Regions from separate parts of the Mus musculus genome. Here all the other regions are linked to region 1. The links are chromatin loops, found by intact Hi-C in ENCODE. Cell type or tissue: heart. All regions are shown on one strand.

Region 1 (8,000 bases):
CAACTGCACCCTAGGGAAGGACAGTTCACTGGAGGAGGGCCTAGCATCACTGGAGCAGAGTTCACAGGGGGGGGGGGGTGCAAATTTAGCAAGAGGGAAAGTGAACTCATCCATGGAGCACTCCAAAGGTGGGAAGTAGGAGAAAATGACTCAAGTGGGTGGCCAATCACTGGAGTCTTCATCCAGCAACTGTTGGAGCAGATGCACCAATGGCCAAACACTAAGTGGAGCTCCAGGAACCTCACAGAGAAGGGGAGGAAGCACTGTAGGAGCCAGAGGGTTCGAGGAAACCAAAGAACACGGCCAGCAGAATCAACTAAGCAGGGCTCATAGAGACTGAAGCAACAATCACACAGCCTGCATGATCTGCCTTAGGTTCTCTGCATGTATGTCCTGGACCTGTAGCTTGGATTTCTTGAGGATCTCCTAACTGTGGGAATGGAGTGTGTGTGTCTCTCTCTGACTCTTCCACCTGCTCTTGAGACCCATTTCTTCTTACTAGGTTGCCTTGCCAGCCTTAAAGTGAGGGTTTGTGCATACTCTTATTGTACCTTGTTGGGATACCCCTGGGAAACCACTTTTCTGAAAGGAGATGGGTGGGGGGATCTTTGGTATGGGGGAGGGCGGTGAGAGGGTGATTGAAGAAGTGGAGAGAAGTGATGCTCGCTCGGGGTGTGTGGGAAGGGTGGACAGAGAGGAAACGAAGGTCAAGATGGAATATGTGAGAGACGTTTTAAAGGGGGATGGCATCAGGAGAGTATCCGTGTGGTAGAATGCCATGGACCACCCCAGTCGGCTATTGGGGTCCCTGGAATGAGGGTCCTTGAAGCTAGGTGGGTAAGGATTTGGTGGTGACAAACAGAAACAAACACAGAGGCAGTTTGAATATGAGTGTATTCTGCAGCTCTCAAGCAGGGGATTTTATACATTAAAAAACCAAACATTACATCTCTTAGAAACTATATCCGGTAAAACAATCACAGATACCAACAAAAATCATTTGGCACAGTAAAGCACAAAAATCGCTGGGCGTGCGCACGCCTTTAATCCCAGCACTCGGGAGGCAGAGGCAGGTGGATTTCTGACTTCGAGGCCACCCTGGTCTACAAAGTGAGTTCCAGGACAGCCAGGGTTATACAGAGAAACCCTGTCTCAAAAAAAAAAAAAAAAAAAAGGCACAAAAATCATACAAGCATTACAACTCTGAAACTATGTATTCAGTGAATCACAAACATCATTATAAACCATCAAAATATAACAATTCTAGTGGGGGCTGTCATCCAAGGCTAGTGGCATATTTTCAGGAGCAGGTTAATAAATCTTTAACGGTCAGTGCTCTTAACCACTGAACTAACTTTCCAGCCCCATGGTCAATTATTATTTAACATCTAGTGCCTGGTTTTTTATAATCTTCAATGTATAAATGTAAACTATTTTAATTCTTTCTAATTACGGCTTTCTTTACCATATACCAAAATCCACCTCCAATGACACACGTGTAACCATATGAAATTTTATTGTTGGGAAAGTTTTTATCATAATAGTTTTGTAAATGATTTAGGAAGTAAAGTGTTGGTTTCCCTTGGGATAAGGTCATGTTAGTGGCCCCATGGTAGGGATGGTTTTCTACCCATTATTCTTGCTTAATATCTTGGCCTAGGCTAGCTACCAGGAACATGTAAATAAGAAAAGGAATAAGAGAAAACAAAACAGATAGATTGCCATGAGAACTACAGCTCAATATTTTTTCTCCGGCAAAGAGTTCCACAACCGGTTCCAAGAAGCCCCCCCCCCCCCCTTTTGAGGTTGTTCGTCTAAGTCTGGAACTTGTCACACAGATCCTACTGGAGGTGGTGTGGCAGCGGAAGTCAGAGGAGAGGTGGATCCACAACAAAGTGATCAAATTTGTGATAGGCCAATGGTTCCGGCATGGCAATTAACTATTAGGTTTGGTAAAATGAAGATGATGGGCTTTTTGCTGACAAGTAAGGGAACAGGAGAAGGACATAAAAGTCTGACAGGAATAGTCCAGAAAACGCAAAATGTAGACCCAGCCCCGGGAAAGTGGTGAGAGATCCAAGCCCCACAGCATTAACGGACTGATGAATGCTTTTGGCTAAATTGTTTTTGCCCCTTTCTCAAAGAGCAAGCTGTCCAACCCCAAACACCCCTCTCTTGCCAAAAGGCCAATTATTAGTTATAGCTTTGTTCTTCTTTTCATCTGCTCATCACAGAAATAAGATGGTTCAACCCACACCTTTTTTCTTTTTGAGTCTAAGCCCAGGCTGGCTTCCACCTCACAACAGGTTACACTTCTGCCACCCAGCCTCTCCTGTGCTACGATTACAGGGTGTGCCACCACACCCCGCTTAGGAGACCAGAGAAGCAGGCGTGCACCTCTGTAAATTCCAGGCCGGCCTGGGCTATGTGGAGTTCCAGGACTACGTAGGCACGCCTCGGAGAGAGGAAGGGTGGGGTGGGGTGGGGATGCTTTCGGTTCGCTTTGGGATAAACAGCAGAATCTCGGCACGCTGAAGGGAAGGACCATCAGTCAGGAAATTCGATCGGTTTAGTGAAGGAGAGGAGGCCGGCCTGGAGGAAGGAGCGGGGGCCCTGAGGGACCTGGCCGCCCAGGAGCCTCTGGCGACAGTCGGTGGGCCGGGTCGCCCCGTTATCAGACGCTAAAGCAGAAGGGAGGGAGGTACTTCTGCTTCTTCCCTCACACATCCGTCAGTTCCAGGCGAGTGAGTCTCAGAGGGCAGCCCAAGGCTCCACGTCCCGAGAACTCGGGAAAGACGATGCTCGGGTGCTCCCCTCCCGCACCCCCAAAAAAGCCCTGCAGCGACCGGAGGGAGGCGGAAGTGAGCAGAGGAACCTCTGCAAATAAGGAAGTTAGTCCTTTCCATGGCTTCCCTCACCTACGTCTGTTTTGACATCCGATCTCTTGGGATTTGGAAAAACAGCCAAAATCAGCGATCACAGTTTTATTAGGAAAAAAAACAAAACAAAACAAAACAAAACAATTGAAACTATGAGAGCTAGCACTCCGAAAGCATTCTTAAGAGAGTAGTAAATTCCTGTTCCTGCTTTAAGCCCGAGCCGTGGGCGTAGGCCTGAGTTTTGGAGTGCGCAAGCGCAGTTTGAGAACTGTGTTTCCTGTAAAGATGATTAACATTGAAAGCGTTTAAATTATCTAAGTTTAGGTTAATTCATCTTAGCTGTGATAGAACTTGCAAATCTTTGACAGTAAATTTGAGTTTTTGAATGCTTTAAAGTACAAAAAGAAACACCGCCCAACGTGGGGCTCGAACCCACGACCCTGGGATTAAGAGTCCCATGCTCTACCGACTGAGCTAGCCGGGCAGATGTGATTTGGCTCCGATTTTATACCTTTTGAGAGTGTTCATCTGCAGTTGCTTCTCAGGTTTGCTTGTTTTTTTGGTCTTTGTTCTGTTCTTTTTTTTTTTTTTTTTTTTTTTTTTCTTTTACTATTTTCTGTTTCTGAAAAGAAAGTATAACCGGTAATCTGATAAAAAGTTGAAAGTATATTCTCTGAATTTGAAGCTAAGAATGCAAACTCTCACAGAAAAAAATTAATAAAATAAAGGGGGGAAAAGGCCCCCAAACAACAAACAAAACAAAAAAAAGGAAGACAGAGTTGTTAAATACTAAGAATAAGTGAGAATACGTCCTTAATTCTCATTATGACAAGCCAAGACGATGGAATATTAGCCTATGAATCCATATATATTTTGAGCTACAGGTGAATTTATCAAGGTAAGGGATTTTGCGCATTTCTGAGATGCATGTGTCTGTTTGGGGATGGCTATTAATCCTATTTTTCGGAATTGCAGGTTAAAGCCTAATTGAAAAACAAAAACGGGTAAACCTAAATTAAGGAATAGCCAAATAGTTTTTTTTTTAAAGATATCATAAACCTGAGATTGACAAACAATTTCCATAACTCTATCCATAAAACATACAAACATATAGGACGAGTCTCCTGGGATGATTTTAAAGTATAAGAGGTGTCTTGAAAGGTTTAGATTCTTTCCAAAGACGTAGTTTATGTAATGGGTATTTTGTCTGCATTTACGTCTGCGTACCAGGAGAGGGCATCGGAGCGGAACGCACGAATCTACAGTTACTGATGGCTTTGAGACGCCATGTTGGTATGAGAAATTGAGTTTAATTGCTGAGCTATATCTCTCTGAACCAATAGTTTAGGCTCTGTAAAGTAGTCCTAGGATCGGGTGTAGTGGCGCATGCCATTGAAAAACCAGCCTTTGGGAGGATCTCTGAGTTCGAGGCCAGCCTAGTTTACAGTTCCACCTCAGCTAAGTCTACACAGAAAGAAAAACCCCTAGTGAACCGAGGACCTAAAGATTTAAAAACGTTAAGCTTCGAGTGCCATAAACACTAACCCTTTCTGCCTTCACAATTCAAACTGGTTTATTAATGGCTATTTAGAACTTGGTAGATAGAATCTGGAGGTACTCTTTATCTTTTGCAAATAATTTATTTATAGGTGGCGTGAGGTAGCTCAGGCCTGTAATTCTAACATTCAAGAGGCAGAGGTAGGAGAATTGCTAGATCTTTTCTTAAAACAAATAATGAGCCAAATATTTAAAGCAGCAGGACGTGGTGGCACTGACATGGTGGCACTGACATGGGCTTTGTTCCCTGTTCTGCTGAGGAAGAAACAAACAGATCTCTAAGAGTTCAAAGCCAGCTGGGTCTACATAGGAAATTTCAGGCCAGTCAGGGTTGCACATTGAGATCCTGTTTCAAAAGAAGAATTATAAAGCCGGGCAGTGGTGGCGGGCTCGCCTTTAATCCTAGCACTTGGGAGGCAGAGGCAGGCAGATTTCTGAGTCCGAGGCCAGCCTGATCTACAGAGTGAGTTCCAGGACAGCCAGGGCTATACAGAGAAACCCTGTCTGGAAAAACAAAAACAAACAAACAAAAAAAAGGTAAAATTATAGTAATAACTACTTTAAAGATAATTGGATGTGTATAAAATATAACAGTACCTATTTTGATAAAGTTATTGAGTATTATAGAACCACTGTTTAAGTGATTTGTTAAAATCATATTACCTACTTTTTGCAAAGCTCTGTTAGTTGCTGGGCCTTGAAAGTTCATCACCCTACAATAAAGAAGTGTAAAGCCTTACCCATTTCACAAGTACTACTTCTAGAAGTCATTTGAAATAACTTTGAAAACAAACAAACAAACAAACCCATTTAAGTCTTGTACGGAATCAAGCAAATGTGCAAAGGACCTCAGCTTTCACCTCAGAGCCTTCCTCTAAGATACAAGGTAAAGCAATAATCCAACTGCCACGGAAGCAGGACGAGACCCCACACTGTCCGGGGATTGATGCAGCCGATACAGAGGCACTCAAGTGCTGTGCACTGCACACAAGCAGTAAATTATGTAGATGTTTAGCTGGATACTTAAAATTTGTAGAAGTTATAGTTCATCTTTGAGGTGAGCCCTCCTGTAAAGATGGCCTTAAATCAGAACCCCCCAGGAAAGAACTACAGCTACAGTGCTTTATTGCTATTGATTTGGGAGTTTGTCATTATTATTTTTATTATTGTTGTTGGTTTTTGAGACAGGGTTGTCCTGTGTAAGAGCCCTGGCTGTCCTAGAACTTGATTTGTAGTCAAGGATCGGCTTGAACTCACAGAGATTCGCCTTCCTCTGCCTCCAATGTACTGGGATTAAAAGGTGTGTGCCACTATTGGCCGGTCTCATGGTCTCATTTGTTTTTGTTTTTGTTTTTGTTTTTGTTTTTGTTTGTGTGTGTTTTTAAGACAAAATTGTGTTATCTAGGCTAGCCTGAAATTCAAGAGATCTTCCTGCCTCGGCCTCCCACATATGAGATTGCAGGCCCATGCCACAACACTAAAATAGTACTAAAGAACTTTAATCAGAATTAGGGAAGTGTTTTCTCCAAGTAAATTCACATCTTTTACTTAGCCATTCGTTCAGGAATAAAGTATAATCACTATTCACAGTGTTTTCTCAGCAGGAAGGAGGAACAACGGAATTTCTGCTCTCCCCTTCCCTTCGGCATCCAGTTACCCAGTAAACCTACAGATCTGAAATCCATTCACACATGTCCTTGTTACTGCTCTAGTCCAAACCATTCTTCATTCCTAATCATCTACAAAGATGCAATAGCGTTCCAGTTATGCCTGCGTTTCCCCATCTATCAGGGAGAAACAAGAGATGGTCTAAAAAGTTAAACCAAACCATGTCAATTAGCTGCTTAAGAAAGGTCTGATAGCTCCACAGTAGAAAACTAATAAGGTGAATGAAATGATGGACTGTCTACATTTAGCAACTATGGGCATAAGGACATGTTCAAATAGCAATCCTCAGACATTAAAATTAATGAGTAAAAAGGTAAAGAATAGCAAGATGTTTACCTACTCCCAACTTATCATCACATAGTTTCCAATTACAATTATAAACGAAAATGCAGAAACAATAGAGAAACTTTAGAGACATTAAAATGATCGTTATTAGTAATAGAATAGATTGTCCACACCATTTACCTCCTGCTACAACACTCTGACATGAATGCAAACTAATGGTGTAGTAGTATTCCCACTGGAAGTGAAGCACTTGACATGAAAAGAAGTCAGAAAAACTAAATTAATGAATATCCGGTTTGTTTGATTGTTTGGTTTTTTTTTTGTTTGTTTGTTTGTTTTTTGAGACAGGATTTCTCTATGTAAGTAGCTATGGCTGTCCTGGAACTTGTTCTGTTGACCAGACTGTCCCAGAACTCAAGAGATGTGCCTGCCTCTGGCTCAGAGTGCTGAAATAAAAGGTATGTGCCAATACAGATTTTTTTAAGATTTATTTTTATTACTTTTAATGTGTGTGTGTGTGTGTGTGTGTGTGTGTGCTGCCTAACCTGGGTGCTGTGACTCAAACACAGGTCCTCCAGAGGAGCAGCCCATGCTTTTAATTGCTGGGGCATCTATCCAGTCTCAGCATTAACATCTCCTAAGAATACAAAGATTGTAAACGCTGAGGTTGATGGCATGGCTCAAGGGTTAAGAGCAAAGAAACTCACAGCCACTTGTAACTCCAGTTCCAGGAGATTCAAAGTCACCCTCTGTTCTCTGTGGTCACCTGTTCTCACGTGCACACTTCCTCCCCTCAAACATGTAAAAATAATAAAAATACTACTACTAAGCAACCCTTTTTCCACACTCGGAGGGAGGCTGAAACACAACGAATGAAATGTGTGCTGTTGGTTTTTCTTTTCTTTTTCCTTTTTTTTCTTATGAAAGACATTACCTAGGCTTGGAGTGATAAACCAGGGTTGTAATTCCATCTTTAGGTAGAGGCTGAAAGATTAGGAGTTCAGTGCCATCTTTGGCCAGCCTAAGATACTTGAGACTGCTTCAACAAAACAACGAACCAAAATAAAGTTGATTGATAGTGGGTTTTTAAAAATGTGTTTTTATTGATGTTTGTTTTGTTTTCTTTTTAGACAGGGCTCTTATATTGCAAGCTGGCCTCCCGTCCCTGCCTTCTGCATCACCCTGCTGGAAAATATTTTCTAGCTATATAAAATAAAAGTCTCCAGATATTTATTTATTTTGTTTTTTTGAGACAGGGTTTTTCTGTATAGCCCTGGCTGTCCTGGAACTCACTTTGTAGACCAGATTGACCTCGAACTCAGAAATCCGCCTGCCTCTGCCTCCCGAGTACTGGGATTAAAGGCGTGTGCCACCACGCTCGGCTCAGATATATTTTTTTAAATAAAAATATTTCTAACGTTGTATTTACAATTGGGATTTAAAATCCACCCACCACTAGGTCAGGTTCCATGCCCACTCCTTTGATTTATCTGTTGCCCTCCCTCCACTTAATACTTAAGATCATAACCTGATAGTTGTTAGAATGAGCCGAGCAACTGGAGTCCCCCAAGCCACCTTAGCCTTTCCTAACGCTAAGTCTCATAATCTTCC
Region 2 (8,000 bases), 79 kb after region 1:
ATTTATTGATTCTAAATTGTGAGTAATGAAACACCATCCAGTAATGATTCATAGGGCTGGGACACAGTGATTGGCCACCTACCATAAAGGGACTCATTCAAGTTGAAACTGAGAGGTTGTTATTACTGTGCTTATGTAGGGTACCTTTAGCTGATAAATTTTATGTAAAAATAACAATAAGTGGCAGCAGTATTAAAGACCTGTATTTGTAATTAAAAATATATATAGTTTATTGAAAAATTTCATATTTTTATCATGTGCTATTTCATATTATGAATTATGAAGCTTCTTAATAAACTATTGGTAAAATAAGTATTTTCACTTTTAATTTTAAAGAAGACTTTGAGAAACTTTCCTTTAATTTTGTATTTTTATTAAAACAGTAAAATTCATATTTTTAAGTTGTTCTCTATGAAAGATATACCATAGTATATATAATCATAAAAATATTTTAGCAAATTAACAAAAATTAGGAAATATTAAACAAAATGGGTGTTATCTATAAGTATTGAAATGACTTTGTTGATTGAAACTATTGTCTATAGGAAGGTTGTATATTTGGAAACATTGTAAATTCCAGGCTCTCAAATAAGAGTACTTGAGTACATGAAACTTAAAAGATACAACTTTGCCTCCAAGGTTTTTTTTTTTTGTTTTTGTTTTTTGTTTTTTGTTTTTTTAAGATTTATTTATTTATTATATGTAAGTACACTGTAGTTGTCTTCAGATACACCAGAAGAGGGCATCAGATCTCATTACGGGTGGTTGTGAGCCACCATGTGGTTGCTGGGATTTGAACTTCGGACCTTCGGAAGAGCAGTCGGGTGCCCTTACCCACTGAGCCATCTCACCAGCCCCGCCTCCAAGGTTTTACTAAGGATCAGGGCATTATGGCCTTTGGCTTTTATAAAACACTATTTGAGGAAATAATTTTCATTTCTTGAGGTCTTATGTATGTGTGGATATGGATTGCTTAAATGATGTTTTTCATTTAATAAGTAGTTCTGTGTTTTGTTCTTTTTTCATAGTTATTCTATAGCAAGAAAGGACATTAAGGAACTGGACATTCTCACTCTACCAGAATCTGAGCTCTGTGCTAGGCCAGGTACGTGAAAGCAGAGTCAGTTTATTTCATGATGTGACCGTGTTTAGAAAATAACAAGTACTGACTATTACCATATTCACCGTTTGGAATCCTGTATCTGCCCTGTCATCCGTGGGCTGCGTGTGGCCCAATACAGTGTCAGTAACCTTACAGAGTGAGCGTTTCTGCTGCTCCTTGCCTTGTGCCTGCGCTCGGTTTCTGAGTGTGAGCCTCACAGATAATGTGTTGGACACACCTGAATGATACTCTCACTTAATGGCATTTTTTTCATGTCTCGATAAAATATTTGGTTTGTAAATTGTACAGATTTAACTCTGCATGTTTGATCGTTAGTATTTCTTCTTTCAGAGGGGTGCAGAAGGGTTGTCTCTTTACATAGGCCTGGTTGTTCTGGAACTCACTGCGTGGCCTTGAACTCACAGGGATCCACCTGCCTTTGTCTCCCAACTGCTGAGATTAAAGTCATGCACTACCACACCTGGGCTGACCTAGTTCTAGTAGTGGGGCTAGAGATGGCTCACAGGTTAAGAGCACTTGTTACTGTTACTCTTGCAGAGGACCCAGGTTTGGTTCCCAGCACCCACATGGCGGCTCACAACCATCTGTAATCAGTTCTCGGGAATTTAATGCTACTGGTGGACTGGAGTCTGCCCATAAATAAACACAGGACAGTCATACATAAAATAAAAGTAAATTCTTTTCTTTAAAAGGCGATTTCTAATCTTTGCCAGGCTTGGTGTCACTTAAGAGGTGTCCATGTTAAGGTCGCAAGTTCCAGGCTAGATTGGGCTGCATAGTGACACCCTGTCTCATAGCAGTAAGCAAACATAAACGCCTACAGATTGTAATAAAATCTACATGGTCTTCTGACTCATGAGACCCCCTGATTTCCTCTATCATTTTGAGAATAATGGGTGGACTTGGCTTGAGCCTTCAGACTGAGCGGCTGGCATCTCCCTCCCCTCATTCCGGAGCAACTGCCAAAGTCCATGTTTCCTTTCAGGGCTGCGAAGAGCAAGTGTCTTCCTAAAAGGTAGGATTGTTCCTGATAATTGGAAAATGGATATAAGTGAAATCCTTGAGTCCTCCAGCAGTGATGACGAAGAATGCCCAGCTGAGGAACATGAAGAGGAGAAGGAAAAAGAGGCCAAAAAGGAGGAAGAAGAGCTGGTAGGTCAACGCTGTGGTTTGTTTGTTTGTTTGTTTGTTTGTTTTCTAGTGAAAATAATACCTCTATGCTTTTGCTCTGGGGCGTTTGTTTTTGTCTGAAACATTTCTTAGCTTAATTTGGTTAAGGAGTTGTGGCTAGTTGGCTTAGAGTGTAGTGTATAAATCAGGACTGGTTTTCAGCATAAAGTTACCAAAAAGTACTTTTCGAGGTTAATCAACAAGGTTTTGGGGAGGGGGGGATCAGGTATTTTCCGTGTTTACCAGTTGTCAGTGTGTGATGTCATTGTTACCATCCTGCTTTCAGGGTGCTCTGAGACTCAGAAGTTAACTGTCCTGAGCTGGCACAGCTAAAATGTGCAGTGTAGGGATTTGAACCCCGGTCTTGTTTCTCCTAACTTAGAAACCTTTTAGGGGTTAAATATCCTAATTACATCCAAAGAAAAACACACCTGGCAGCTTGACAAATCATAGAAAAAACTGTAGATTGTGATTTTATCATGAGTGGGTTTCTTTGTACTGCAGCCGTGTTGTGCATGCTCTGATTGTAGGTTACAGAAGCCATCCATAGGGTTACCGTGGCTGCTCAGATGCTGCCAGGCTGTGGAGTCGCCAGGGTTTTGTTAAACGGGATGAATTTTCTAGTGTAATTTCAGTTGTTGAGAGGCAAAACAAAGCATGAGTTTATTGAAAACGACCACCTATTTGAGCATGAAAAATTCTGCCTTGAAAATGTGCGATGCTTTTGTTTGTTTTACATGCACACGTGTGAGCTTTTGGAACGCCACGGCTAGATTTATATGTGGGGAAGAATGTATGCTGGTTCTTGCCTTTGACTTCCCCTGCAGCATTTGGCTTTTTACACTCTGAAATCAGAATGGCGGTTCATACTTACAGGCTGCCGACAGAGTTGCCATAGTAACATGCTGTTGGTTTTAAGTGAGCATGCTCAGAAAGACAGGAAGGGTTAGCAGAGGCTTGGCAGGTTGCCAGTGGAGGTTTGCCAGCTGCTTTGAAATGGGCTGTCTTTCTCTTCCTTTCATGTAATGTCTGATTTTTATGTGGAAGAGAATGTAAGTAGTGCTGTATCGCCCTGCGGATGCTGTGACCTCAGAGGGGACAGCAGATATTTGCCAATCAGACTGACATGCCCAGAGCCTGCACTAGTAGAAGGGGAATCTAACCGTTTTGCATTTGAAAGGAAATGCAGCACATAGGTAAGACTTTTTTTTTTAATATTTAGTTATTGTTTTGGTTGACAAAAAATGAGATTAAATACAATTTTTAGGTGTTGATTATATGGCTGGTACGGTAGAGCTCATAACCAAGCATAATTGTTTCTTGTAAAAGACAGTAGGAATCTATTTTTAGAAGATTAGAGGGTAAAGGGGATTTTTCTCCAACATAAGATAGCTTTTGGAATGACTGTGCTGAGACAATTTGGCAAAAAAAAAATTGTCTTAGGATTTAAATTTTGAATATTAGATGTGATGTCTGAATTTTATGTGTATTTAGTCTTAGGTTGTGTGTTTCAGGGTAAATAGGCCACATTTTCAGGGTGTGAACTCTTAGCAGGCTGTGGTTAGCTGTTGGATTTCTATTGAACATTAATTAGGATCTTATATCGCCAAATGCTGAAAGAAGGGTTAGTCTCTTTATTTCTGCTAATACTTTTAATTAGTGTCCCTTCCAGAATGTATTTTCCCTATCCCTCAAAAAATAGCCTGAAATTTTAAACAAAGAGGCTAAAAAGAGCTTTGAAAGAAGTTGCAGAGGTGCCTCTAAGACAGTAAATGGTGTCTGTGTTATAGTGATTAATTCTGTAATAGTGTAATGTTTCATCCAAGTGGCTAGTGAGAAATGCTAGGAAAAATGCACAGAGCAGAGGCTAAAATTTGCAGGAATAACAGCAAAGAAAAATTCAAAGATAAGGACACTTAGAAAAATAATGTCTCCTTACAGTGTGTCTCTTATGAACTTGCTAAAATTTAGTGGGTACGGTTGCTTTATTCCTGACAGAAAAATAGCAAAAATCACAAACTGTAGGCATGCTTTATGCAGTTTATTCTACATTATTTCTCAGCTGCTCATTTTCCCACTGTTTGGTCAATTGCCACAGGCTTGTTGTAAAGTAGTTCTCTGGCCACCTTAGTGGGCTTCCTTTAGTGAGATCGTGTTTGTTTCAGGGGAAGGATCAGCTGCATTTCCTGCTCTTGGATTTGAGATTTAGTTGCTGAATCATTCTAACTCATCTTGAAGAATAATTCTTAAAACAATTTAACATGCTGATCAATCGAGAGCTGCTTCAAAGCACACATAGCAAGAGGAGAAACCGGAGTGTGATGTGCACTGGCTGATCTGAGGAGCCAGGGCCTACCTGGCTTAGTCATTATGGGCCTTCCCCACACCAGTGAGGCTAACTGCTGTATTACAGTACAGAGCATAGTTCTCCCTCAGATGAAGGGATGCTGGGCTGCTTATGAGGATGGGATGCTGCTCTACAAGGATCTAAAGATCCTTTGGAACATTCTGTAAACCATTAAACAACACTGTAGATCGTCAGCCAGGGTAGGCTAGCAAGCATATGCTGCAGAATCATACAAGTGTTGGTGTTTGTGCAGTGCGAATGAGCAGTAGCCTCTGTTCGTTAACCGTGCTGCGGGGATTCAAGCATTAGTTGGAGCAGTAAGATTGGACATTGTGCAGCTTTCCAGGGGCAGGAGCTTTTTTATTTAGTATTTTATTTCCTACTCAGAGGCCACGTCAGGCTTTGAGTGTAAGCAGCGTGTCTCAGGCTGTGCTTGGAAGAGACTTGCGGATGGGGCAGGAATACTTCCTGTCTGTATTGGTAATTGCAACACATAGATAACTAGGCCAAAAAGAGCTGCTTAGAGATGATTTTTGTGGTCTTATTTAAATGTCTTTGTTAAGAAAGTTTTATATTAGAAAAGACATTACTAATTTTTTTTAGCTTGGAAATTTATTGGAAAGTCCAGATGAATAGAAATGATAGGAATTATTTATTTCTCTTGACTTAGGTTTATATTGGATAAATGTAGGGGAGTTTTCTAAGGGTAAGATGTTAAAAGGTTAATTATCAAGAGGAAATTAACCAGTTTTAGGTTAAATCATCATGACTTTATCAGTAGACCTTGTGTATCAGATTTCATGTGTAACAATGAAAATTAAAATTAGTGAGTTTTTTTATAAGATCTACTCTTTTTGGTCTAATGTATTGACATACTCATTTTTCCAATCTTGAAGCTTTTGTAGGGATTACCATATTTAGTGCCCAAGATAATTTTCCATTGTTGTAAAAGTCATAAGTGCTTAAGTTTTTAAATTCCTGGAAATATGACTATTCTTTTTTTTGGTATTTGAATCAAATGTCATCTGTGTCAATCTCTGCCCATGTAGGTTATAGGCATTTGCTGGTGACTATTCAAGACCACTCTGTGTATAGACCCACAGTAAATGCCTGATAACTCAGGAAAACTGTAATGTCAGTAAAGCTTAAGGTTTTAAATTTTAATATAGATATCAAAGCTGATTTTAATAACTTCAGTTACCAATAATAATAGGCTTTAAGTAGATTTGACACAACCTCCTTTAATGAATACCTTAGATATTAGCTTACATTCAAATACAACAATTTGCTTAAATTTAGACTATTAAACAAGGAAATGAAAAATAACAGTGGGCTGGACAGAGATGGTTAAGGGGCCAAGAGCATGGCAGATTGTGCAAAAGACCTCAGTCTGGCCAGTTTGCTACTTAGCACCCACATGGCAGTTTACAGACATCTCTACCTCCAGCTCCAGGCGATCCAGTGCCCTCTTCTGGCTTACTCAGGCACTGAATGCATATGGAGCACTTGTGTATGCAGGCAGAAACATACATACACATTAAAAAAGAGAAGTCTCTTTATTCTTTTAATTTTTTTTTCTTTTATGAGCACACTGTGGCTGTCTTCAGACACACCAGAAAAGGAAATCATATCCCTTTACAGATGGTTATGAGTCACCATGTGGTTGCTGGGAGTTGACCTTAGGACCTCTGGAAGAGCATTCAGTACTCTTGACCATTGAGCCATCGCTTCAGCCCCGAAATCTCTATTTAAGAAGTCTTAATGAGTTTTTAAAAGTCGTTACTACTTCAGCCTAAAACATAAACAACACTAAATTCACATAATGAGACTAATAAGATTTATACATTTGTTCACATAAATTTAGCTACATTTTAAAAATAGTTATTGTGTAGAGGTGTTCTATCTGTATGAATGTCTTTGCACTACTTGCATGCCTGGTATCTGTGGAGGCCAGAAGGCGGGAGTCAGAATCCCCTGGAACTGGGAATCAAATCCAGGTCCTCTGGAAGAGCAGCCAGTGCTCTTAACCATGGCGCCATCTCTCCATGGTTAAAAAAAAAAAAAAAGTTTTACGTAATCATACTTTATATTAGAGGTCATATAAGAGGTTTGGGTGACGTTAAAAACTTGATGATAACCAGCTGGTGATGGTGCATGCCTTTAATCTTAGCACCTGGGAGGCAAAGGCAGGAGGATTTCTGTGAATTTGAGGTCAGCCTGGTCTACAAACAGGGTTACATAGAGAGCCCTTGTCTTGAAACACACACACACACACACACACACACACATGCAGTATTTGCAAACAAATAATAAATAAATAAGATAAATAAATGGTCTTGATGAGAGCACGACTATCACATCTTGATTATAGTGTATGTATCATTTCAAGTGGAAAAGTAATTTATTGGGTTTACTTTAACTTTTGAAATGCAAGAGTCATAAAATTATTTTAAGTGGGATGGTTAAATTGTAAAACAGCATCTTGCAGTAAATATATCACTTCCTTTGTGTTCCTGGAAGTGTTTGGCATGTGTGTAACAGTGAGGAATGGTATTTCAGTGAGGAATGGTATTTCTGTAAATTTTAGGATCTGAGTTAACTGGTTCTCCAACTATTACTGGGTAATTCAGTGTTTGCAATCAAGTCATCTTCTTTGAATGTCACCTTGTCTCCACTCCGGCTTTGGAAAGAAACCCCCTAAGTTTCGGGTGGGAGCAGATTATGAACCGCATGAGGCATGAGAGGAGACTTAGACCCAACAGCCTGTTCTTTTTCCCAGGCACACTTGACAGCGTGTCGCCCTCTGAGAGCCAGGTCCCTGGGGTTCTGCTCTGGATCAGAAGTCTGAGTCTATCAGCTCCCTCTCCTCCTCCTCTAGCCCATTCCATTCTGTTCCCGCCTCTTCTGCCCTCAAGTTTCCTCCACTTGTCTGTCTGTCTGTCTGTCTGTCTGTCTGCGCTTACCCTTTTGTCCAGGTTGCTCAGTTGCATCTGTCACTGTGGTGTCTTGTCCTCTCATCACAACCAGAACAACTGCTGACAGTCACCAGAGACCTTTAACCAAACAACAGTGTTTCTTATCTCATCTGACACCTTAGTAGCACTCAGATGGCATGACATTACATTGGTTTTCTGGTTTACTTCCCAACTAAATGATAGAATGACCCCAAATCTCTGTGCACACCTCAGATGTCTCTTGGCTACAGACATTTATATAAAACTGTCTGGAATTTTTTTCATGTTTATAAGTACTCAAACTCAGTATGCCCACAGCTTCGATTACCTCCCTTCCTGGCCATTCCTAATCTATTTTAATAAAAGCACCACACCCAGTTGCCTAAGCCAGATACACAGAAGGCAC
Region 3 (8,000 bases), 170 kb after region 1:
AATTCCTATTGTTTCCCGATTCAAAGTCTAGCCTCAAGGAAGATGAGAACCACGCTACTTGGGGGGTGGAGTCCCAGGTCTGACATTCGTTACAAATTATTTACTCAGGTCACTTTACTGATTGCTGTTGCAGTTGCTCAGCGTTTTGAAATTAGAGGGGAAAGGTCATTTTTTTTCATATCTAACTTTTATATAGAAATTACAGAAGTTAATTCATCCCTAAGGTCTCTTGCAGCTCTGACATTGCCATTCGGTCTTTTAATACACTTATACAACAAATCATGAACCAACAGATAAATCTACAACAAGAGAAAATGTAATAGGTAGAAAAATGATTAATCTATTATACTTTAAAAAAATACATTTTAAAAGCTTCTAGCAAGGCGTAATGGGAAAGCTCTAAGCAGTGCGTTCTCCAATATGAGACCTGGGAAGGGTGCGAGCCCTTGTACCTAATGACATAAGGCATAGTGTGCAGACAGGGTAAGAGCCGAGGAAGTCTAGATTTTCAGTAAAGGGGCTCCTGTCTGACAGCTCAAGGTCATCGAGTGGCTGGCTACCTTGTAATCTCAAAGCGTGCCCCCAAGCGATCCAGTCCCGGGTGGGCGGTGTCTCGGGGCCTAGGGTCCCCACCCTCGGGGTGACAAGGCCTCCGGGACACGGCTGGCCTCCCGCTGCGCCGCGCTGCCGGTTGCGCAGCCCCACGACCCGCGTGCACGCGGCGTCTCCCTCCGGGGTACCTGCCCGCTCCCTTTCCCGAGTGAAGGCTGTCACCCCACTGGCCGCGAACCCGGGATTATGAAAGCAGAGGAAAGGGACCATACTTAGCCACAGGATCTCGCCTCTGACACCGGGACCGGGCTGAAGAGCTGCGGGGCAGGTAGCGTGTGAGCTCGGAGGGTCAGTACAGAGCGAGCGCCGCGCCGCGGAAAGCTGAGAACACGTGGGGGCAGTGATGTCAAGCATGGCTTCAGACCCTTAGACGCAGATTCGTTACCACGTGGGAAAATGTAGGAAGAAAAGCAAGTGCCCAAGCAAATTCTAAAAATCATCTAAGAATTAACTTTTGTGATTATCTGTTCGTCAGTGCTCTCTGTACTTTTCACTTCCTTTTCCACGGCAACGGAATCTGTCGAAATTTCTAGAAAGCCTAATATGCTTAACCTACTAGGTTTCTAACGGTCTGCAGTTCCTACAGTGTAAATAACCCTTGATAAACAAAAGTGTTTATGGGCTAATCGAGAATTCGCCATTCCTCTAGGAATACTTAGTACTGTGTCCAAACATAAAGGCGATATTCTGCCTTTAAAAAAAAAAAGTCACATCTCCTGGCAGTCTTTTATGTTGGGAGTTTGTTTCCACCCGGACACGAATGGAAGAGCACCAGAGCACTCCCGTTCCGGTCGGGGGGGGGGGGGTTGGATCTTTGCGCGCATGCGTGCTGACGCTCAAGGGCGGGTTTTCGGGGAAGACGGTATTGACCCGCGAACAACCGAAGCTGTTATTCTATCAAAATCAAGACGGCGTGTGTGCCGGACTCTGTGGAGACTCTGAAGACTAAGTTGAGGTGTCCGAAATTGCGTCCTGACTCGTAGAAAGAAATCTACTAAGCTCTTATGAGGGTGGTGTTTTAAAAAACACGATTTTAACGTTGCCTGCTCGTCTGGGTCTCCTTAACAAATCCTAACCCCGCCTCCACGTCTGTTGGGGTTTTCAGCTGCAGCTCTGGGTTTGGAGGAGTGCGTTTTTATTACGGTTCCCGTGGCTTCTCTTTTGCTCTTGGCATAATTCCTTTGAAATTTATTTCTTCGATGCATTAACAGACTCAGTGGGATCAAGACTTTTTGTTTTGTTTTGTTTTTTGTTTTTGTCGTATTTAGCCCTGGATTAAATGTCAAAATCGAAATTTACAGCTTTATGGATATTTTGCCTATAGACTTTCTAAGTTAATGACTGCTTCATAATTATTTTTGGAACTCAGGTGTTTTTCAAATTCACTTCCACCATTACTTCTTTTCCTGGTACTCAAGGAGAAACTGCGTCCTTAAGTTTTGAGAAGCTAGAATTCCCTCTGTTAAGAACGGCGGGACTTGATTTGTGACTAACCAGATGAAAAACGTTGAGTTTAGCCTGGAAAGGGGGCAAAGGCTTAAAATGCCAGCGAGGAAACTGCGAGAGATTGTTTCTCCAAACCAAGGGAATAAATTGGCTGTGGTGGAAGATGAGCTGCCCCGTGTTCCTCCAGCCCTGGCTGCAAATAAACGTCTTGCTGTTGAAACGAGGACTAGTTCTAATGGAACGTTATGTGGTATGTGATTCCAAATGTTTCAGTTTCCCACCCAGTTTACGTTTTCTCTCTCTCTCTCTCTCTCTCTCTCTCTCTCTCTCCCTCTCTCTCTCTCTCTCTCTTCCGAGACAGGGTTTCTCTGTGCAGCTCTGGCTGTCCTGGAACTCACTCTGTAGACTAGGCTGTCCTCGAACTCAGAAATCCACCTGCCTCTGCCTCCCAAGTGCTGGGATTAAAGGCGTGCGCCACCACTGCCCAGCCAGTTTCCTTTTTTTATAAGTCATTAGTCTTTATCACTATTTTGAGTTGTGCATTCCCCCAAATTTAAAGGAGTCAGTGTTTACATTCAAAAATGTAAGATACAAGTCTGGTTTGTAAAGATGTTTGAAAAGTAACTTGGTTCCCTGGGGAAATAGGATTCAGCATGTAGAATGAGAGAGACTTGACTATTTCCTCTTGTGCACCTCTGCCTCCCGAGTGCTGGGATTAAAGGCATAGGCTGTCTGTTAAATCAGAGTTTTATATCAATCTAGTGTTTTTTGGTTTTGAGACAAGTTTTCCCTTGTCCTGATTGGCCTTGATCTCACAGAAATCTGCCTCTTGAATTCTGGGATTAAGGCATGCATTACCATGCCTGGCTATATACAAGGTTTGTTCTGGTAAGTCTCATATTTTTTTTTTTTTCTGCATTGGATAAAATATCTTTTAGGGTTTTCAAAAATACCACTTTCAATTGTGTGTCTATGTGTAGGTGTCTGGAAACGAGTTCAGGTGCCCATGGCAGCCAGAGTAGCTAAATCTACCTAGAGCTAGACTTAACAGGTGATTGGGAGCCGTCTACAGGAGATTCCAATCTCCAGTCCTTTGCAAGATCAGCAAGCACTTTTATCTTGCTCTGCCATCTCTCCAGTCCCTGAAAATGTTTTTTAAAAAAGACATCTCATTTTATTTTACTGAGAGAGGATCACATTGTGAAGCTCTGCTTGGCCTAAAACTCACTCTGTAGACTGGGCTAGCCTCAAACTCAGAGAATTTCCTCTATCTCTGCTTTTAAGCATTCCAGTTAAAGACCTTCCACACCATGGCTGCTGTTAAAACATTTTAGATCTCACCTGCTTACCTTACCTGTTTTAACTCAGCCTTATTTTGTTAAATAATGAGCTATAAAGTCTTTCATTAGAATGTATTTAAATATATCTAATTTCTCTTACAGGAAAGTGACTTCACATTTGGTTTTTACATTAATACAGAGATTCTCAGTTCTTGTATCATGGCTACACAGTTGCTAAGGGTCAGGTTTTGATTTAAAAGCTGCTCAGATTGGACCCGTGGCTCAATGCTAGAGCTTACTGTGAAAAGAGCCTTGGTTGGGTCCCTGGGAAGAATCACAACCCAGCTCTCAGGGACTCTTTTTTTTTTTTTTTTTTTTTTTAAGATTTATTTATTTAATGCATAAGTATACTGTTGCTATCTTCAGACTCACCAGAAGAGGGCACCAGATCCCATTACAGATGGCTGTGAGCCACCATGTGGTTGCTGGGAATTGAACTCAGGACCTCTGGAAGAGCAGCAGTCTGTGCTCTTAACTGCTGAGCCATCTCTCCAGCCCACTCTCAGTGACTCTTTTGCTTTCTTAGGCTCCTTGGATTTAACTTCTGCAAGACTGTATCACCAGCCTCTGTTAGAAAGTCCTCCTGCGTCCAAGAAAAGTGTAAGTAAAAGAATTCCAAGTCACGTATGACAGGGAACGTTTTGATCTTTGTTCATTTTTATCACGTTTTTAACCTTTGCTGTGTACAAGTAAGAATGGGGGGCCATTTTTGTATCTGAAGGTCAGAAGACAACCTTCAAGAATGTATTCTCTCCTATTACGTGAGTCCCAGCAGTCAAGTTTGAATCTTCAAGCTTGGCAGCTGGTTTCTTCATCTGTTGAACCATCCTACCAGCTCCAGCAGTGTTTTATAGATTATGACTTGAAGAGTGTGGGACATACAAGCATCTGTTGAATTGTTAATCTTGTTTTTGTTTGTAAATTAACACCCATCATCACCTTAACATTAAGAAAAAAATTTTTTTTTTCCATTTTCATTTGTGTACACGGTATGTGTATGTGTGTTCATGTTTGTGTATGGAGAGGTAAGGGGCATGTGTACATGTCATGGCTTGAGCTTGCTGTCAGGAAGCATCTTCCATTGCCCTTCCACCTTATTTCATTCAGTCAGGGTGTCTTAGTCTAACTGACCACCTGCCCTTGGGCTCTCCTGCCTCAGCCTTCCTCTCAGGGCTGCAGTTCCAGGCAGGCTGCCACACCCTCCTAGCATTGACTTTGGTTCTGGGGATCCGAGTGCTGGTGAGGCGAGCGTAACTGCTGAGCGTCTCCCCAGCCTTTTATGTTTAGTGGAAAAAAGGAAGGGGAAGAGCAGCATGGGGTCCGTCTCAGCGCGGAGCCCCAGAGATGGGTTCTAGGCTCACACTCGAGAGCCGGAAACCGGAGCAGTAGATGTGACCCACACAGCACAGCCTTGTAAGGCAGCGCGTGACCTCAGTGACTAAGAAAGCCGTGCTTAGGTTGCAGTGTAGACGGTCAAGTGTGGATTTGAATCAGTTTCTTGTTCCACTTCTGTGTGTGTGTTCACTTTGTTACGTCTCACTATTCTGACTGCACGTTGCTCATTCACTGAGAAATCCTCGTGTGCTTCAGAGCAGCTATGGAAGGTGTAGTGTTGGGAATGACGTAAGTAAAGTGTGCAGACCTGCCTTCCCGGGTCTCAGTGCTCAAAAGGCTATGAATGTCACTCTGCTAGTGCTAATTTAAGCTCATTCAATCTTACTCTTTTATGCCCAAAGGATTTTTCTAAAGATGCTGTAGTTCGGCAGTTACCTTTGAATAAAACAGAAGAGAACAACGCACCAAAAGGTAAATTAATACAGTTGACTCCGCTTAATAATCCGCTTGATAAAGCTGAGTTAAAATGTACAGAAAATACTTTATTTCATTAGTTTTGAATGCACAGTTCTGTGACATTGACCTTGATAACATTCAGTGACATCGAGCCAGGGTTACTATCATTCACCTCTAGACGTTAAGATCCCCCCACTGGGCTCTGTGCCCTCACTCCTCACTCTTGCCCCTGTGACTTTGACCAGCTCAGGTACCTATGTCAGTGGCATTATACAGTGTTAACCTTTGTGACTGTTTTACTTTACATAATGTGCTTAAGCTTATCCACATTGTAGTATGTGTCAGTATTTTCTTTGTAAGGATAGAATTGGCTTTTTTAAAAATTTAGGGTAATTTATTATTTTGTGTGGATAGGTGTTTTGCCTGCCTGTCTGTCTATACACAGCACTCTTGCAGTGCCCAAAAAGGCCAGAGGAGGCAGTCAGATCACTTGGGACTGAAGTTATAGAGGGTTGTTAGTCACCATATGGGTGCTGGGAATTGAATGCAAGTTCTCTTTAAAAGCAGCTGTGCTCTTAACTGCTGAACCATCTTTCCAGTCCAGAACTGGTTTATTCATTCAATAGCTTAGTAGTATTTATTTTGTGCTTGGCATCAAATCCAGGGCCTTCTGCATGCCAGGCAAATCTATTGTCTGTATCCTGAGCTCCTATTATTTTAATTTTTGGTTTTCTTTTCAAATTAGGTTACCAGTAGAATCTAAAATCTATAAAAGGATTTACACAGGAGAAGCCTATTTTGCTATTACAAACTCATTGCAAAGGTTTGGTTTGGGCTCTTTATTTTATTGTGTTGGCCCTGGCTGATCTAGAACTTGCTAGAGTAGACCAGGCTAGCCTCAATGGTGCAGGGAACTTTGTGCCTCTGTATGCTGAGTGCTAGACATGAGCTGCAGATCGAAAATTAAAGTTCATTTTTTTTTTTTTTTGTTTACAAAGTATCAGGGATCGAACCTAGGATCCCATACATTCTGAGCAGGCGCTCTGCCACTGAGCTACATCGCTAGCCCTCAGTCTTGGCTCTCTTTGTTCTTCAGAATCTAAATATATTTTTGTGTTTTAATTTTTCAGCAAATGACATCTTTATTTCTCAGTACACCATGGGACAGAAAGATGCTCTGAGAACTGTTTTAAAGCAAAAGTAAGTTTCATTTACAAACACACTTATAGTGGTATGCTACCTTAAATTAGAAGGAAGCTGTATGTTAGCATATGTTAGATAATCCATACACAGCGATTAAGAAGAACACAGCAATGTTTTAAAACTGACCACAGCGACTTGTAGGGCTGTGGATGTAGCTCAGTGGCAGCATGCACAGTCTAGGAGTGTGAATGTAGCTTAATGCAGGCTCTACCTGCCCTCTGCCCTGCTGTCTTGTTCACTCTAATTGTTAGCACAGCCCCCGTATCTGACAGTGTGCACAGACGGCAAAGTAACTGGAGCTGGAACAGGAAGAGCATTGCATTTGGTGGATCATCCAGACACGTAAACCGTGGGGTGCCTACTTATTCAGCGTGGCTCTGCTGCAACTCAAAAGGAGTTAATAACGGGAGAGATCAGCAAGTACTATAGAGACAGGCTTGTTGAAAAGGCATCAACTGTATTGCATCCAGGGAGGAAAGTAGTGACTTCGGTAGAAGGTTGGGAGTTCAGAAAGAAAAGCTTGACATTAGCTGTGGGCCCAATGCTTATTTGTGTCTTCAACAAGAAGAGCTTTGTGACTCCACATAGATGGTGTTTGGCAGAGGCAATAGCTATATATTATAAAGTTGGGCAGCCAGAAGAATGGCATTGTGTGGTGGGAGGCAGTCTCATCTGAGAAAGCAGGAGTCTCATGGGAAAGCCTGTGGGAGTTGGACTCCGCCCCCTACTAAATCGCTGGCTTTGGTCAAGTAAACCCTAATACCTCCAGACTTCAGTCTCATTATGTAAAATTAAAAATAAGGATGGAAGGCCGTAATAAGATTCTCTACCTTCCCAATTCTATCTGTGGCCGTTGTCATGTAATTATGATGAAGTAATTGAGAAAACTTGGTGACTCAGTTGGGTATGACGAGGTCCGAGATGGAGAAACCAAAGTGACTTGATATGTTTGAGGTGCTCAGAGAACAGTTCCTCTCTTAGCTACGAGGAGGCATCAGAGAGAAGTAAGTGCCAGCACATTCACTGTGCTGCCCTCGGGCCTGATGTGAGGGAACTCAGGGCTGCCCGTGGCAGGTCCCTGCCTACAGCGCTTGAACTCACTTAGTAATTCCTATGTTTTGGTTGATTTCGCCAGTTTGTTTTGGTCTAAATTGAGAGTGCAATGGACTAGCTCTTTTAAAAAACTGAAGCCAGATATCTGTCTGTTTGCTTTGTTCTTGTTTTGTGGTAAGGGGGAATGAACTCAAGGCCTTGGGCATGCTAGCATGTAGCACAGAGCTATTATCCCATCTTGCTGTACTCGTGTGAGGCGCACTGCCTAATGGTGTGTTTGGTGCTCATTAAATAAGTAAGCCAGCAGAGAAAGGGAATTATCGTGTGAGCTAGATCAGTTATGTGCAGCACAGGCACAGGGTAGATTGGTGGTAGCCACAGGCTGGTATAATGGGAAATGGGGAGATAATTACCAGAGAGTCCAGTTTCAGTCAGGATGACTACGTAGTAGAACTTTTTATGTAGCCTGACAAGTATAGGAGATACTAATTACTGATAGAGTAGCTTAAAATGTTCTTACCATAGAATAGTTGTGTAAGGTAATGGAGATATTCA

Evidence for each region. A loop is a pair of places that touch in the nucleus more often than their neighbours do. Peaks named below come from ENCODE experiments on the same cell type or tissue, not always from the same donor. Only the 100,000 strongest peaks of a DNase experiment are listed, where the experiment ranks them.
Region 2: a loop joins it to region 1, with 4 times the contacts of the local background. A loop is called at or near these places in 10 of 42 quality-filtered maps.
Region 3: a loop joins it to region 1, with 3 times the contacts of the local background. A loop is called at or near these places in 8 of 42 quality-filtered maps.

Annotation. Positions count from the first base shown.
Region 1 is chr12:70,965,830-70,973,829 of GRCm38, forward strand. n-TKctt17 (a tRNA gene) reads right to left here and starts at 3,363; the gene lies at 3,291-3,363. It also overlaps a transcript of Psma3 not described here. In heart, CTCF peaks have their summits at 2,860 and 4,100 (motif pointing right); DNase peaks (open chromatin) are centred at 2,522, 2,582, 3,182 and 4,162; H3K4me3 peaks cover 2,448 bases; H3K27ac peaks cover 2,294 bases.
Region 2 is chr12:71,045,086-71,053,085 of GRCm38, forward strand. It overlaps Arid4a (AT rich interactive domain 4A (RBP1-like)), which reads left to right. Exons shown (of 24, transcript NM_001081195.1): 9 at 1-18; 10 at 1,029-1,105; 11 at 2,109-2,275. Among named protein-coding and RNA genes, the nearest start is that of Arid4a, 33 kb to the left of the region's middle. In heart, a CTCF peak has its summit at 6,117 (motif pointing left); DNase peaks (open chromatin) are centred at 3,266 and 6,186; H3K27ac peaks cover 938 bases.
Region 3 is chr12:71,135,731-71,143,730 of GRCm38, forward strand. It overlaps Timm9 (translocase of inner mitochondrial membrane 9), which reads right to left and starts at 945. Exons shown (of 5, transcript NM_001286203.2): 1 at 825-945. It overlaps 2700049A03Rik (RIKEN cDNA 2700049A03 gene), which reads left to right and starts at 1,118. Exons shown (of 30, transcript NM_001163378.1): 1 at 1,118-2,308; 2 at 3,925-3,998; 3 at 5,135-5,204; 4 at 6,320-6,389. The coding sequence starts at 2,110. In heart, CTCF peaks have their summits at 3,782 (motif pointing right) and 5,634; DNase peaks (open chromatin) are centred at 851 and 1,451; H3K4me3 peaks cover 3,206 bases; H3K27ac peaks cover 2,561 bases.